Regions from separate parts of the Homo sapiens genome. Here region 2 is linked to region 1. The links are chromatin contacts, found by Hi-C or POLR2A ChIA-PET in ENCODE. All regions are on one chromosome and are shown on one strand. The core of a region is the stretch at or near the end of the contact, and the rest is flanking DNA. Distances in the headings are between cores, read along the strand shown. Region 1 overlaps LINC00299 (long intergenic non-protein coding RNA 299). Region 2 holds the start of LINC01814 (long intergenic non-protein coding RNA 1814).

The links. A loop is a pair of places that touch in the nucleus more often than their neighbours do. ChIA-PET counts read pairs that join two places held with the same protein, here RNA polymerase II (POLR2A). Pooled maps may share reads with other maps.
Region 2: a map of OCI-LY7 shows a loop between it and region 1 (8-fold over the local background). The contact joins the promoter of LINC01814 here to the enhancer-like site in region 1. A Hi-C loop is called at or near these places in 1 of 168 maps with a recorded cell type or tissue (OCI-LY7), 3 of 37 single-sample maps with no recorded cell type and 5 of 50 pooled maps. POLR2A ChIA-PET finds 5 or more read pairs at or near these places in 1 of 52 experiments (OCI-LY7).

Annotation. Positions count from the first base shown.
Region 1 is chr2:8,231,272-8,238,382 of GRCh38, reverse strand. The region is part of intron 7 of LINC00299 (long intergenic non-protein coding RNA 299); the gene reads left to right. Among named protein-coding and RNA genes, the nearest start is that of LINC00299, 94 kb to the left of the region's middle. Within about 2 kb of position 3,427, at least 4 of the 41 ENCODE cell types and tissues checked have a DNase peak (open chromatin) inside an H3K27ac peak, as active enhancers do; they include OCI-LY7, where a contact is called at or near this core.
Region 2 is chr2:8,580,188-8,587,298 of GRCh38, reverse strand. LINC01814 (long intergenic non-protein coding RNA 1814) reads left to right here and starts at 3,507. Exons shown (of 6, transcript NR_110257.1): 1 at 3,507-3,582. RefSeq lists enhancers at 2,211-2,889, 2,890-3,569 and a silencer at 3,247-3,616.

The DNA of each region.
Region 1 (7,111 bases), core at 2,178-4,677:
ATTGAACCCCAGAAAGGTTTGCTACTTGGTCTAGGTTGCACAGCTGCTGGAGGCAGTCAGGATTTGAACCCAGGCCTTCAGTTGCCCCACCCAGGGATCTTTCAGTCCTGCTCTGTGATTTCTGTGATTTCTTAGTCCTGCTCTGAAGCAGCCCAGTGGACTATAGTGAATGCAGACAAGCCCTGCAGGTTATCGAAAATTTTTCAGTTTTCTAGGGAAACACAGTGCTACTCAACATCTGTCAGGCAGTGTGTGGACTACTAGTTGAGATGGTTCAGTCTCAACAGTGGGTCCTGCTGTATTCCTTTTAATAACATACCTTTGCAAAGCTGGATTTTTGGAAGTGGCTTAGATAAAAAGTCCCTATTGTGGAAAAATCAGTATGAAACTGGAAATGAGAGTAGCAATGTCCACTCTGAGTCCAGGGATTGAGAAGTTGTGTGGGGCCCTAAGGATATATACAGCTATTAGTAAATAACTATTTTAGAATGAAATAAAAATGGCCTCTTTTCTTTCAATTTGTGTCTTATTTTTCAAATGGCTTCTAGCTTCCTAGGACATACACGCTTATAACCGAAGAAGTACTTAATAAGGGGAACCATTAGAAATTTCTTTTGGCACAAGGGCACTGTGAACAAATTACAGAGATGCTAGGGCACTTTGAGCAAAGAAAGTTTGAGAACTGGGTCATGCTGCCTTCCACTGCACACACTGAATTTTTACTTGGGCATTCCAAAGCTTTGGCTTCATTGGTTTAAAAAAACTAACAAACAGATGACATCTTCTCTTCTCTTGGTATCATTGGCCTCACCATTTATTTCATGTCGCTTAATTGCAGGCAAATCTATTTATGAATGTTTCAGATGACAGTAGTTTTTGTGACAGCAGCAAAACTCCTGAAAATGAGTTTCTCCTGAAATGAGGCTGTATTCAGAGTTCTTGGAGGAGGAGCAGGTTGCTGAGAGCACGAATGAATAGAGGGCAGTTCATCTAGCCAAAATATCTGCCCTACTGCCTGTTGGTCTACCATTATAACCCCATTCCTATGCGTTCTGCTGATAGTAGGGTCTTCAAGAAACTCCACAGAAATGCAGAGGTTTCTTGGCAGCCAAATCTTGGTAAGCTTTAGTTGTTACTAAAGAGTCAGACTGGAGGAAGAGGATGCAGTTTACCTGATTCTGGAGGTAGAAAATTCCAGGAGGGTGTGGGGCTCAAGGGTTGTCCCCCTAAAGGTTTGCAGAAAAATCACTACCATGAGGCAGATTAACAGGAGAAAAAGCGTACACATTTATGTCACATGTATACACGGGAAACTTCAGAATGAAGCCCCAAGCCCAGATGAGGTACAGAAGCTTCCTGAGGTTGCAAAAAGAATGTGGACTCAGAGCATGGCCCCAAACAGGTTATGGTGGTAAATTAGGATTTAGTGGAAAGACAGATTGTGAGAAGGAAAAGGAAGACGCCTGGGTGGCAAAGGTGACCTTAGTATGTAGACAAAGCCTCTCAGGTAGTAGCCCTCAGAGAGAGTAGATGCTGCTTCTTTTCAGGCTTTTAAAGGTGACAGACTCTCAGTTTTTCTCCTAGATCCAGGAAAGACCTAGAAAGAGAAGGCCTGGCTACATCACTGGAGATTCTCTACAGATGCAAGTTTCCCCCACCTCAGTCTGCCTGCCCTGCAGCAGCCATTTCAAAGTATGGGATAAAATGGTTTGATTTCCTTCAAGGAAAACTCAAATGGAAAGATGGACAGCCTGCTTATGGAGCAGTTCTACCTATGAGTGGTTGGCTTTGTCATAGGGAAGTAGCCACATACAAGGGCCATAAAGCTGAAATAGCCACATGCAAGTGTTTGAAGGGGAAAAGCAATTGTCCTCATGGAGAGCTCTGATTCTGGAGCTAATTCAGATTTTGCCAAACGATTCGTTACACTTTTTAGTTATCTTGTTTAATAGATAAAAACAACTTTTTCCACTTACTGTTTTTACCTTTCTTGAAGCCTTTTTTTTTTTTTTTCCTGGTCTCATTTAGTTTTTGCCACAACCCTTGGGAAGTAGGAGGTCAGGGTTATCCTTCCTGATCTTAACAGACAGGGACCAGAGCGGGTAGATGACTTGAGCTGATTAAGGAGGAAAAGCAACAGGACCTTAGACTTGGTCCCTTAGTCCAGTGCTCTTTCCTCTGCCACCTCTTTATGGGTGTAAGAAAATGTTAAAGATGAGTGTGATTATGAACTTAAAAGATAAACAAACACTGATTCTGGGCTCTAACGAAGCTAGGGGCCATCGCCCAATGCTGCAGTCACAGTCAGGGCCCTTGGTTCAGCCCTCATGCTCCTCTAACGCCCGTTACCTTTTTTCCTGTTTTTTGTTTTGTTGTTTGTTTTGGGACAGGGTCTCACTCTCTCTCTCAGGTTGGAGTGCAGTGCACGATCTCTGCTCACTGCAACTTTCATCCTCCTTGCTCAAGCCATCTTCCCGCCTCAGCCTCCCGAGCAGATAGGACTATAGGCAAACATCACCAGGCCTGGCTAATTTTAAAATTTTTTGTAGAGATGACATCTCACTATATTGCCCAGGCTAGTCTCAAACTCCTGGGCTCAAGTAATCCACTCACCTCAGTCTCCGAAAGTGCTGGGATTACAGGCATGAGCCACTGCACCCTGCCCTTCCCCATTACTTTGACTATTGCTATTTATTTATCACCTATTGTGTACCAAGCATATTGCATCTTCCCTTTTAGGTTCCTTAAATATAATCTTAAAATGTGATCATTGGCACAGAATTCAGCTTTCTGAGTTACTACATTTCCCAAAACATGAGGTTGAAAGGGACTTTCTTCACAGAGGCAGGCAGTGTGTCTGTCTGTCTGTCAGAGCTATATGGGCTCTCCCAGCTCCACAAGGTCCTCCCCATTTATGTGCCCTACAGGTGTAAAATCAAAGGAGGGGCAAAATTGTTTTGTTGTAGGAGAGACGAGCACATGAAGGAAATGTCTGCACAACTGGAGTGCCGGGAGAACAATAAAGCCAATCCCATAGAGAGGAAGCACACAGGGTGTCTCCATGTCTCCAATGGAATAAATCATCTGCAAGGGCTGTGGTTAATGTTCGGTCTGAACGAGGACCACACAGCTGGGACACTCTGTACTTTTGATCTGGCCTTTCAAGCTTGGGTGATGCCAGGAAATTGCATTTAATGGACTGAATGAAAGCTGCCGTATAGAAAACGAGAAGAGATTATTATAAAAACAATAGAGACCATTTCACCGCCCTCACTGCCTCACACCTGTTTTTTGCGTGGGGTCCATGAATCTGGGCTTTGGCAGGGAGACTGGGACTCCGGGGCCACAAGGCCACAGCCTGGTCAGCTTGTGGTTAGAGACTTTCTCTGCACTGTACTGGCTGTGTCAGAGAAGCACGACGTATGTGCCTGCATTGTCTTCACTGGGCAAGTCATTTCAGTTGCAGGAAGCCATGCACCTGCACTTCTTTGCCTTGAAAATAACTAATCTGCGGAGAGTGATCAGTCAGCCTTGTCAGAGCTCAGTCGTTTGGCTTTATGCTCATGGCCGCACCTGACCCTTGGGCACTGTGGGTGTATAAATAGCCTCAGAAATGGTGCTGCTCTCAAGCCCTGTCTTGCAGGACTTTACCTGTAAAGGAAAGCTTTACCTTTTCATGACAGGACTTGAGAGCTTATTTCAATAAAAGAAGAGGGAGAGAAAACCATCCTACATCCCCTGAACATGGAAACATTTCAACCCTGATGACCACTGGTTCCCACAGTGGTCAGAGGGACCTGAGGAAGAGTTTCCTTCCTTCCTCTCAGTGTGGAGCTGACACCAGGGTGGAATTTCCATAGAACTTACAGCACTGGGGGCAGGTGCAAAAGCAGAAGGGTGTAGAAACAGCTGCTTTGACTGGAGAGAGGAGAAATGCTTGTTAGCTTCCTATTTCCATATGACTGTGTGTCATCAGGGCTGACATGTTTCCGGGACAGAAATTCCCTCTTGTGAGAGAAGTATTGACATGAAATAGTTCCCCAGGATTGGGGCGAGTGTGCTGATGATAATAACACAGAGGTGATTTGTTGACACCATATGCAGTGCGTTGGTGCCCAGCTGTGTTTGATCCTCAAGGAATTCTTTGACATAGAGAAAGCAAGTGTCAATGTCATGTCCCATTATTCAGAGGGCAACGCCGAGTCTTAGAGTATTACAAAGCAGGTCAAAGAAAGGTGGATTTGGAGTTGAAGGGCAACCAGTTGATAGCTGCACAGAGGCTAAGTTACATGACCAAGGTCCTTATCTGGTAGAGACAATTGACTTTTGGCATCTGTGAGTTCTGCACAGAGTACTACCTATGGGTATTTAAATCTTCAGATGAAGGTGTACTTGATTACTCGCTCAGCTTCATAATTTACCCTTCTTTAAAAATTCCTGGGCAAATAGCCACTACTATAAAAAGTCCCCCAGCCTACTCTGGATTACAATTTCTGATGAAGATCTTTTTCCCTTTCATGTGCTTGGCCAGATATGTTTGGGGTAAACGTTATGAAGGTATTTACTGATTGGGCCCTGCTATTTTAGGGCATACGGAAAGGGAATGAGCCTTTTTCCCTTCATCATATTCTACTGGCATATAGTATATAAAAATTGAAAAGCTACATTAAGAAGGCACCATTGGCTGGGCGCAGTGGCTCACGCCTGTAATCCTAGAATTTTGGGAGACCGAGGCGGGCGGATCATCAGAGGTCAGGAGTTCAAGACCAGCCTGATCAACATGGTGAAACCCTGTCTCTACTAAAAATACAAAAATTAGATGGGCATGGTGGCACATGCCTGTAGTCCCAGCTACTCGGGAGGCTGAGGCAGGAGAATCGCTTGAACCCGGGAGGTGAAGGTTGCAGTGAGCTGAGATTGCACCACTGCACTCCAGCCTGGGTGACAGAATGAGACTCCATCTCAAAAAAGAAAAGAAAAAGAAGAGGCACTATTGTAGGTACTGAAAAATGATTCAACAACACATCAGGCCTGGTCTTGGCCCTTGCTATAGAATTAATATGGAAACAGTTTGGGTGTGAAAAGTATCTTAGACTGATGGACTCTGTCATTTTCCCTTCTGGGCATCAGTTCCCATTTATGCATCTATGAAGGTAAGAGCAGCTGCCAACTCCCAGTGGTTTCACACTTTAAAAGTAGATAGGATGCCTATTTGTACAAAGGCCAGTTGGGTGTTCTTATTGCTCTCCAGACTTCCACATGGTCATTCAGTAATCGAGCTGGTAGATGAAGAAAGAATTGAAGAATCTGTTCACATTTCATTGGCTGCAATGAGTAACATGGCCATACTTAATTGCACATCAGGCTGGTGAATACATACTAGTTTTGGCCAGGAAGAAGGGGAAACAGATTCAATGAACAATTAGTCAGTTTCTACTACTTCACTTTTGAAAATGAGGGGTTGGAATAGACCTTTTAAGTACCCTTTTAGATCTGAATTCAACTACTGCAAGATTCTAAGATTTCTGCCCTTCATAGCCTAATGACTTTGTGTGAGCTGATCTGTATATGGCATCACAAAGATGAAGTATATTCTCAGCAATATAAAAAATGAACAGTACTAGAATGGTGAAACTGGACAAAAATGCTTCTATCAAAATTGTTTAGTGAGCCCATACACATCAATGATCAATAAAATATTTTAAAGGGATTAAAAAAACCCAGGCAGCCATAGTGAAATAATGGGGCCCAAACTTACTATTCTGCTCTAAACAAGTAGAAAATTGAATCAACTCTATGAAACAACTGTTGTCAGACCCTGGAGTATAGACTGCAGGTAACGGAAACAAATGAGGTGAACCAACAGCCATGGATTCCCGCCTGGAAGCACTTTCTCAACCTCAGTGTAGGGAGAGGATTCCAGGCAGAGAATGGTGGTGTTGCTGAGCTGAGAAGACAGAGACCAGGGCTCAAGGTGGTGGAGATGCTGGAACTGGTGGGACAGGGTACTAGAAGGAGCCATGCAGGGAAAGAGTGCCAGAGATCTGTGCTGGTTTTCTCTTGGTTCCCTTGCTGATCACTAAAGTGAACATGCAGAGGATGAAATTCCATGATGCCAGGCAAGAAGGACAGGGAAGATGTAAAGTCTGTGATTCCTAGAGCTGGCATAGGTCTGGGAGATGTTCAGATTCTATCTAGCCAAAGTCAGTAGGCCTCACTGAATGCTTGGGGCATTCAGAGATACCAAATGCGTCATGCCTCAGTAGTAGGTCATAGCTAGCCCTAGAATAAGTGCACTTGAAAAGAACGTGTATTTTTAGTTGTTGGGTGTAGTGTTCTATGCATGCTAATTACATCACATGTTTTTGTATTGTTCATATTTCCAGTGTCTCTACTGATATTTATGGCTGCTTGTTTCATCAGTTACTGGGGTGTGTTTCACGGTCTTTAACTGTGATTGTGAATTCATTTATTTTGCCTTTAGTTCTACCAATTCTTAAATTTATATATTTTGAGGTTATATTATTATGTGTGTTCACATTTAGGGTTGTTATGTCTTCTCGTTGGATTGATCCTGTTGTCATAATGAAATGTACCCTTTGGTATTTCTGTGATTAGAATAGCTTTTTTAAAATTAATGTTTACATGGTATATTTTTTTCCATTTGTTTATTTGAAACTTTCTGTTTTTTTATACTTACGTATGTTTCTTATAAGCAGCATATAGTTGGATTGTGCTTTTTGTAAATTCAGGCTGATGATCTTTGTCTTTCACTTATGGTATGTAGTGTTTTTATACTTGATAAAATTATTGATTATTTGACTTGAAATCTATTATCTTGTTAAATGGATTTCTGTGGCATTTGAGTCAAAACTATGTTTAGGTATATTTAGTAAAGCGTTTAGTTTACCCTAATCAATGTAGTAGAATCATCCTTTTAAAGAAGAATTATTCATTTTAATTTGTGAAACGGAATATGCTATTATTAGATGGCATTTTATCCCTGATGATTGACAGGTGATTATACTCTCACATAAATATATACCCCTTTGCATTGAAGCCTGTTGTTTGACTCTGTCCAATGCCTGCTCCTATCCCATGGAGTCTGCCA
Region 2 (7,111 bases), core at 2,258-4,757, 350 kb before region 1:
AGGGGGCCTTGGGCTCAAACGCGAAGTCCCGTTTTGAACGGTGCCACTTGCACTCCAGATGTGAAACTCCAGATGTGCTCCAGACCTCACTTTTTCTTACTTTAAAGCAAATGTGTTTAGACTGGGACTGTGTTTGACCTCTCAAATTCCAGGTTTTAGGTTTGCTGCAAACCTGTCCTCAACGTGGGGCTGTTTTCAGATTTGAAGGTGAGCTATCTTGACCTGGTTCACACCTTGTCTTGGTTTGACATGAGCTGTTCTGGCTCCTGAGGCGTGACCTGACCCGGACCCCGTTCGCTGCCCTGTGAGGCCGGCACGGGCCACCTCTGGCAGCGCTCGTGCCTGGCCATCACCCTTTGATTTGGTCCCACCGGCCGCCCCATGGCTCTAGCTGTTCCCCCACCATGAATCACAGCAGCCCTCGCTTCGGATGGCTGCCGTGAGAAGAAAGTGAATCAACCCAGCCCCTTTGGCTTTGAATCCACTGCTCTGTCTCCTGGCTCCAGGCCCCTGTCCTGCCTCCTGGACTGGCTTGGGGACCTCTTTGGCTCCCTCAGATCTACCATGGCCTCCCCCAGGGGTCAAATGCGAGTTCCACTTTTGGAAGAGGCCGGTCCAGCCCAGCTGGACATCCTGAAGGGGAATGGAGCATCCCAGGCCAGGCAGCCTCTACAGCTGCCAGCCCTCTCATGGAGCCCAGAATCTTCTCCTGCTCTTCCAGCCAAGGGGGAGGCCCCCTGCTTGGGAGCTCCTGGGGGCTGTGGCTTGATAGCAGCAATCTCAGAGGTATCTGGTGTTACTTGGGTGTTGCTGTGGGAACCTCACCACTCATGGGTTACCCTTTACACTGGTGACCTTTTCTTTCGTGTCTGAGCAGGATGACATCTCAAATGTCAAGAACTTTAATTTTCACTTAGCAACGTCCCTGTGAGGTGATTTCCAGCCAACTTGGAAGCGGAAAGTTCAGGCATTTCTGAGTGGGTCGAATAATAACAATTTAAAAAGGATCCTCAAACAAAATGAAAAAGGCCCCAGAAAACCCAGACTCTCACCGATCCCCAAACCCCGTCATGCTTCTGTTTCCTCAGGAAGGTGACGCGGTTTCAAGCTCTTGTTGCATGTCAGGTGCACTGGCTATAGTGGGAGCTGGTGGCACTAGTGAGTGGGACGTTTCAGTTCTAAATGGATCAGGGAAGTTGCATCCTCCCCCATCTCCACCACTCGCTTGCCTACCGCAGCCTCTTTCCCCACCCCCCACCTGCAGGTGTAGCTGCTGCTGTTTCTCCCGAGGCGGCCACTGAGAGCCACAGTGTTCTCCCCTCAGGGTGCCCTTTGGCTTGTTGCTTGTGGCTACTCAGCCAGGTAAGACAGCGACATACCATCTTCTCAACATCTTCCCCAAGACCTGGACTAACTGTGGCATCAGACGTAATTGGGGTTTGAATCCTGGCTCTGCAACTTCCACATGGGTGGCTTAACTTGGCCAGGCGCAGTGGCTCACACCTGTAATCCCAGCATTTAGGCGGGTGGATCACGAGGTCAGGAGATCGAGACCATCCTGGCTAACACGGTGAAATCCCGTCTCTACTAAAACTACAAAAACAAAATTAGCCGGGCGTGGTGGAGGGGGGTGCCTGTAGTCCCAGCTACTCAGGAGGCTGAGGCAGGAGAATGGTGTGAACCCGGGAAGCGGAGCTTGCAGTGAGCTGAGATCGCGCCACTGCACTCCAGCCTGGGCGACAGAGTGAGACTCCGTCTCAAAAAAAAAAAAAAAAAAAGTGACTTAACTTTTCTGATTGTCAATTTTCTTGCCCATAAAATAAGGAAAAATACATTTTAACCCGTAGAGTTGTTTCAGAGATGAAACGAAGTGACATATGAGGTATATTTGATATGACAGTCAACACCAGTTAAGGGTTTATCCTGTGCTGGTCACTATTGTAAGCTCTTCTAAGCACTGTGTGAACTCATTCATTCTCCTCTAATGACCCTTAGAGGTAGGTAACATTATTATTATCTCCATTCTTAACATTTTCTAAAAACAGTTATAGTGAGAGAAATTAACGTACTATACAATTTACCCATTGAAAGTGTACAATCCATTGCTTCTTGGCATATTTTTAAAAATTGTGGAAAAATATATAAAGCTTATCATTTTTATAATTTATATTTTATAATTCATATCAGAACCTGGCGATGTGAATTATATTCATAGGGTTGTGCAGCCGTCACCACTATCAACTTCCAGACCATTTTTATCCCTCCCAAGTAGAAACACTGCACCATGTTATGCCCATTCTACAGATGAGAAAACCGAGGCACAGAAAGATGAGGAAACTTGTTCAAGGTTATGCAACCAGTGTCTGGCAGAGCCCGTGTGTGAGCTCAGGTCATTTGGCTCAGAGCTGGTGCTCTTCACCTGCAGGAGGAGCTGGGTATTCTGTAGCCTCTAACTGAGAACCCATTCCGTGCCATGCTCTTTCCTTCGGCCATTGTAACAAGGCTGCAAGACAGACAACGATTGCTGTTCCCATTTTGCAGCTTAGGAAACCGAAGCTCAGGGAAGTTAGACAACTTTCTCAGGGTCACAGCCATGGTGAGCGGCAGAGCCAGCTTTTGACCCCGGGGTCTCACTGACCCCAGAGTTCACAGCAGAGTCGCAGAGCTTTCCTGGTGTCCAGCTTAGAGAGCACACAGTAGGTGCGCGGAGTGCGAGCTGAGCTGCCCTTCGAGATGCAGTTCCGAGGGAAGCCTAGGCCCGGGAGACCCCAGCGGGTCCTGCAGATAAAGGAAAGTTCTCCAGTCAGCCCCGGAGGAACGCTGATCCCGCTGATCCCGAGGCAGGGCCCGAGGTTCCTGTTCGGGGCCTCCCTGCTGTGAAGGAGTCCTGGACCCCCGAGAGGTCCATGGAATTCTGCAGGGGAAGGCCTGATATGGAGGCCTGTGGAAGTCACCGAGGAGCCCCTCTCATACCACCTCACACTTATTTCTTCAGGACTTCAAAGTGCCTCGCCGGGAGGAAACCATGGGGGTCTGCCTGAAGCTGTTAAAGTAGCCGGCAGGATTCGATGTGTGCCCTGATTGCCAGGGTAGGGGCGGGGGGTGTAAAAGAGAGAAAGATTATACACAGGCCTAGGAATGATGAAAGGTCTTAAGCAATGAGGGGGACTTGAAAAGAGGCGACCAACAGGTCGGCTGGTATGCCTGGAGACGGGAGGCGGTGCGTGTGGAGAGTAGCAAGCTGTGCGGAATGAGGCTGGGAAGGTGAGCCTGGAGGCCCTCCCTGAGGCTGGATTGTGGGAGGAGCGGTGGGCAGGACCTTGAACATGACCCTGCGAGGCGGGCCGGGAGGGGGCGTGGCATGCTGCGGCAGTGGGCGGGCTTTGGCTGGGGCTGGGCATAGTCACGGCAGTGGGCGAGGTGTCGCCTGGCCCCGCCCCGTGGGTCCCACCCCCGGGGTGCACCCCCCTCCCTGGAGCTCTGGCTGCGTGCTGGCTCCCAGAAGAGGAACCTGCTGCAGGCGCCGGCGCGGGCGGCGAGGACGACCTGTTTTTCTGACCCAGCCCGGAAGCGCTGGTGCAGGTGGTCTCTGAATGAGGGTTCCTCTTTGCCTCTGATGTCTGGAAGGGGAATTCAGCAAGAGGGACTCCAGTCTGGAGCTCTGACCCCAACTTCCTCAATCCAGGCCCTCAAAGAGGGCGGCCTGTGTCACCGGGCGCCGGATTCCCCGGGGGGTGCCCGGGGTTGGGGCGGCACATTCCCACCTGGAGTGCCCTCATGCCTGGCTATGCCGGACCTGCAGGGTCACACCCTCTCTCTGGACCTTTCCCTCCCCTGCACCCCCGCCCACGCCCCAGGCCCTCTGCTGCTTAAGCCATGGCCCTGGGTCTGTATCCTGACCTGGGCTGGTCATTGTTCTGCATTGGGTAGTTTAATTACAACTTTCTCTGCGCTTATCTGGTCTATGAGCTCGTGATCGCAGGGACCCTAGCACAGGGTCTGGGACTTACTGAGAGATCAGTAAATGTTCATGGATGGTGGACATGGGTGTGTAGGATGCCGGTCTCCTCCCCTGAGAAGGGGCTTGGGCAGAGGAGTCCCTAGTTCGCCAGGAGCAGCCTCGCCCCACCTGACCAGGCCTGGGACAAACCAACAGGTTGCTGTCCTGGAAGGAAAGGGGTGCCTCCTTCCACCTGGGGAGGCTGAGCTGCTTCTCTCCTCTTAGGCCCTGTGCTGCAAGGCGCCCATACCTCCAGTCCGCACCTCAGGAGTCCTTCCCGTGTCCTCTGGGAGTTCCTGCCCATGCTGGCTGAGGCCCCAGGTCTGCCTGGGAGCAGTCCCACAGAGGGAAGGTGGTGGAGGAAGGGGCAGGGATGCTGGCTGAGGAAAGGCCCTCTTTCCTACGATGGCTGTACCCAGGAAGCCGGCCGCAGGTTCCCTAAGCCGAGGCAGCGCTGGCTGTAGTTTCTCTGGGCTCCTGGGCTGGTGCACCTGCCCCTGCCTTCAGAACGGGCCCCTGTGCATGGCTGGCATCTGTGATTGGGGGTAGTGCGTGTTTCTGAGTAATGTGAAAAGAGCAGCTTCTTTGACTTCACCATTCCTAGAAAATGGCCTCAACTTGCTGGAAGAGTGGGGACAGAGGGTCTCAGTTTCTCATGTGAAGCTTGCAGGCCATTGTCTTCAGCACCCAGCATGTTTTGGGGCCTTTGAGGGACTTGAGGGGCTTTTTGAGGAACTCTGGGCATGGGGTTTTAGCCGAGGCTGAAAGTGGAGTTCCCAGGCTGCTGTGCTGAGTCCCAGCTCCCTGCAGCCTCCTGGGTCTGGCCACGTCCACCCGCCCTCCTCCTTTCTCCTGCAGTTGTGCCTCTTTTCCCTGCTGCCTCCTCAGCCAAGCCCAGGGAAGGACTTAAAGGGCAGTGGAGGGGGAAAGAGGCTGGTGGCCTTGATGCCTCTAGGCAGCCGCCTGTTCTCTGGGCTCTGGGCCTGGGTGCCCAGGGAGGATGAGTGTCAGTGGATTTATTTTGCATCAGAAGGAACAGACTGCTCCAGATGCCTTTTCTGGAGTGTTAGGACTTGGGGCAAAAGAGATGGGCCCATCTCCTGAGTTTAGTGCCTGGAGTTTGCTTTAGTGCTAAAGCAAGAAGTAAAAATGGGATTTAAAGAAACCAAATGGAATCACAGTCATGGAGTGTCAGACCTGGACGATGCCTTGGTGACGAGGTGACTCCCTTCCCTTGGCAGAGCAGTGGAAGAAACTGAAGCTCTGAGAAATTCAGGGATGTGCTAGAGGTTCCAGAACTAGGCCTGGAACTTTCTTCGGGGTTCAGTGCTATGCCCGAAACAGTGGAAGGAGCCCGCAGTGTGGCACAGAGCCCCTTCAGAGCTCCAGCAATCTTGAGCTTAGCGTATGAGTAGACCCTGGAAGCCAGAGGACTGCCTGCCATCTCCCCAGAGTTCTCAGGACCAGTGCTGCTGAGGTGATGCACTTGAAGTGTGTGTCCACAGTGGTCAAAAGTTAGCGCTGGGGCCCTGTGCCCTGGCTCCCACATCTCCAGGTCTGGCCTCCATCGGCCCCTCCCTTTCCTTTGTGGCCTTGGCCTTGGCTTATCAGTGTCTCTGCCAGGATGTCCTCATCCTAGAGGGTGAGCTGATAAGGCAGTCTCATAGGATGCAGGGTTGGAAGGTGCCTCAGGGACACTTCAGCTGAGCCCTCTGTGAAAACACCAACCCCTGCAGGAGGTGGCAGGCGGAGGGGCCCAGGCTGCACTCAGGCTGTAGGAAGTTTGTTTCTGTGTTTGCCCTCCCCATGGGCTGCACCATCCTCAGTGCAGGGGCTTCAGCTTCCACACCTAGCACAGTGCCGGCCTTGCTGGACACTCAAGAAAGGTGAGTTCCCTCCTGCTGGCTGCCTCCGCCGCTGTCTCACCAGCCTGGGTGCTGGGTGGTGCCCGCACTCCTGGTGTGCTGCCTGCCTGCTTGCAGGAAGTCCTGATGCCAGTGCACCCTTTGCTTGAAGAGCTAGTGAGCTCCCTGTGGGAGGTGGGGCCTCCTAACAGTCTCTCCGCACATCCTGCCCTGCTCCTCCCAGCTTCCAGATCATGGAGGATGCCCCCAGCTGCTGACTTGTACGCAGTGGCACTGCAATTTCCAGAAGAAACCTCAGACCTGAAGAATCTATCTGCCCAGGCATCTGCCCCTCCCACCCTGCTGAGAGTCCCTGTCCTCTCTGGAGCTGGCCTCCTGGGGCCCTTTTCCTCACTGTCATGGCCCTTGGGAGACTTTCCTTCTCCCTTCCCTAGGAGGAAGCCCTCAAGCCCCATGTCGGTGACCCTGGGGCAGCTCAGTGTTTCCTGCCTCAGCAGCTCTGCCCACCTCCAGTCCGTCAGCAGATTCTCCCTTGCTGGTCTGGCCTTTCGCTCCAGCAGTGGCAGGCACAGCTGCCCACGTATCTACTCCTGTGTCACCTGCAATCTTGTCCCAGAAAGAAAGGCTGTAAGGATGTTCTCATCTGCTCCATTCTCATGCTTAAAGGGCAGGAAGGACCGTGGGACCTCCCCTCAGGGTCAGGGCCTGATTGGACACAGTCACCAAAGGGCTCCCCGAGGGAGCTTCGTGAAAAATGCCTGATTGTCACATGGTCACAGAACAACATAAGCCATAATGCTATCGTACCATATACCACTCATTTCATGTACTAATTTCCTATTTTGTCGTATGGAAAATATTTGACAATGCCTCTAGGGGAACATTCGAGTGTGCACTGGGGGTGGTGCTGGTGAGTGCCTGCTGGAGTGATCTGTGCGAAGCTGCATGCTCACCCTTTCCCCCACCTACCCCACTTCCCTGAATGTTGAGACTCATTTAAAGTCGCAATTTTTTTTAAGTCTCCTTTGCTGAGTAGCAGAGTTTCGCCTTCCAAGCGTGGATGATCGATTCAGAAGTTCAGTTGTTCATTCATTAAATAAGTCAAATTTATTGAGCACCTACTATGCACCAGGTGCAATGCAAGATAGGCTGTGGGGTACAACAGTAAATGAGACTGGCACAGCCCAGTCCTCATGCAATTGTGGGTCCGTTGGTTTGAGTCCTAATTCTGCCATTCGCTCTGTAA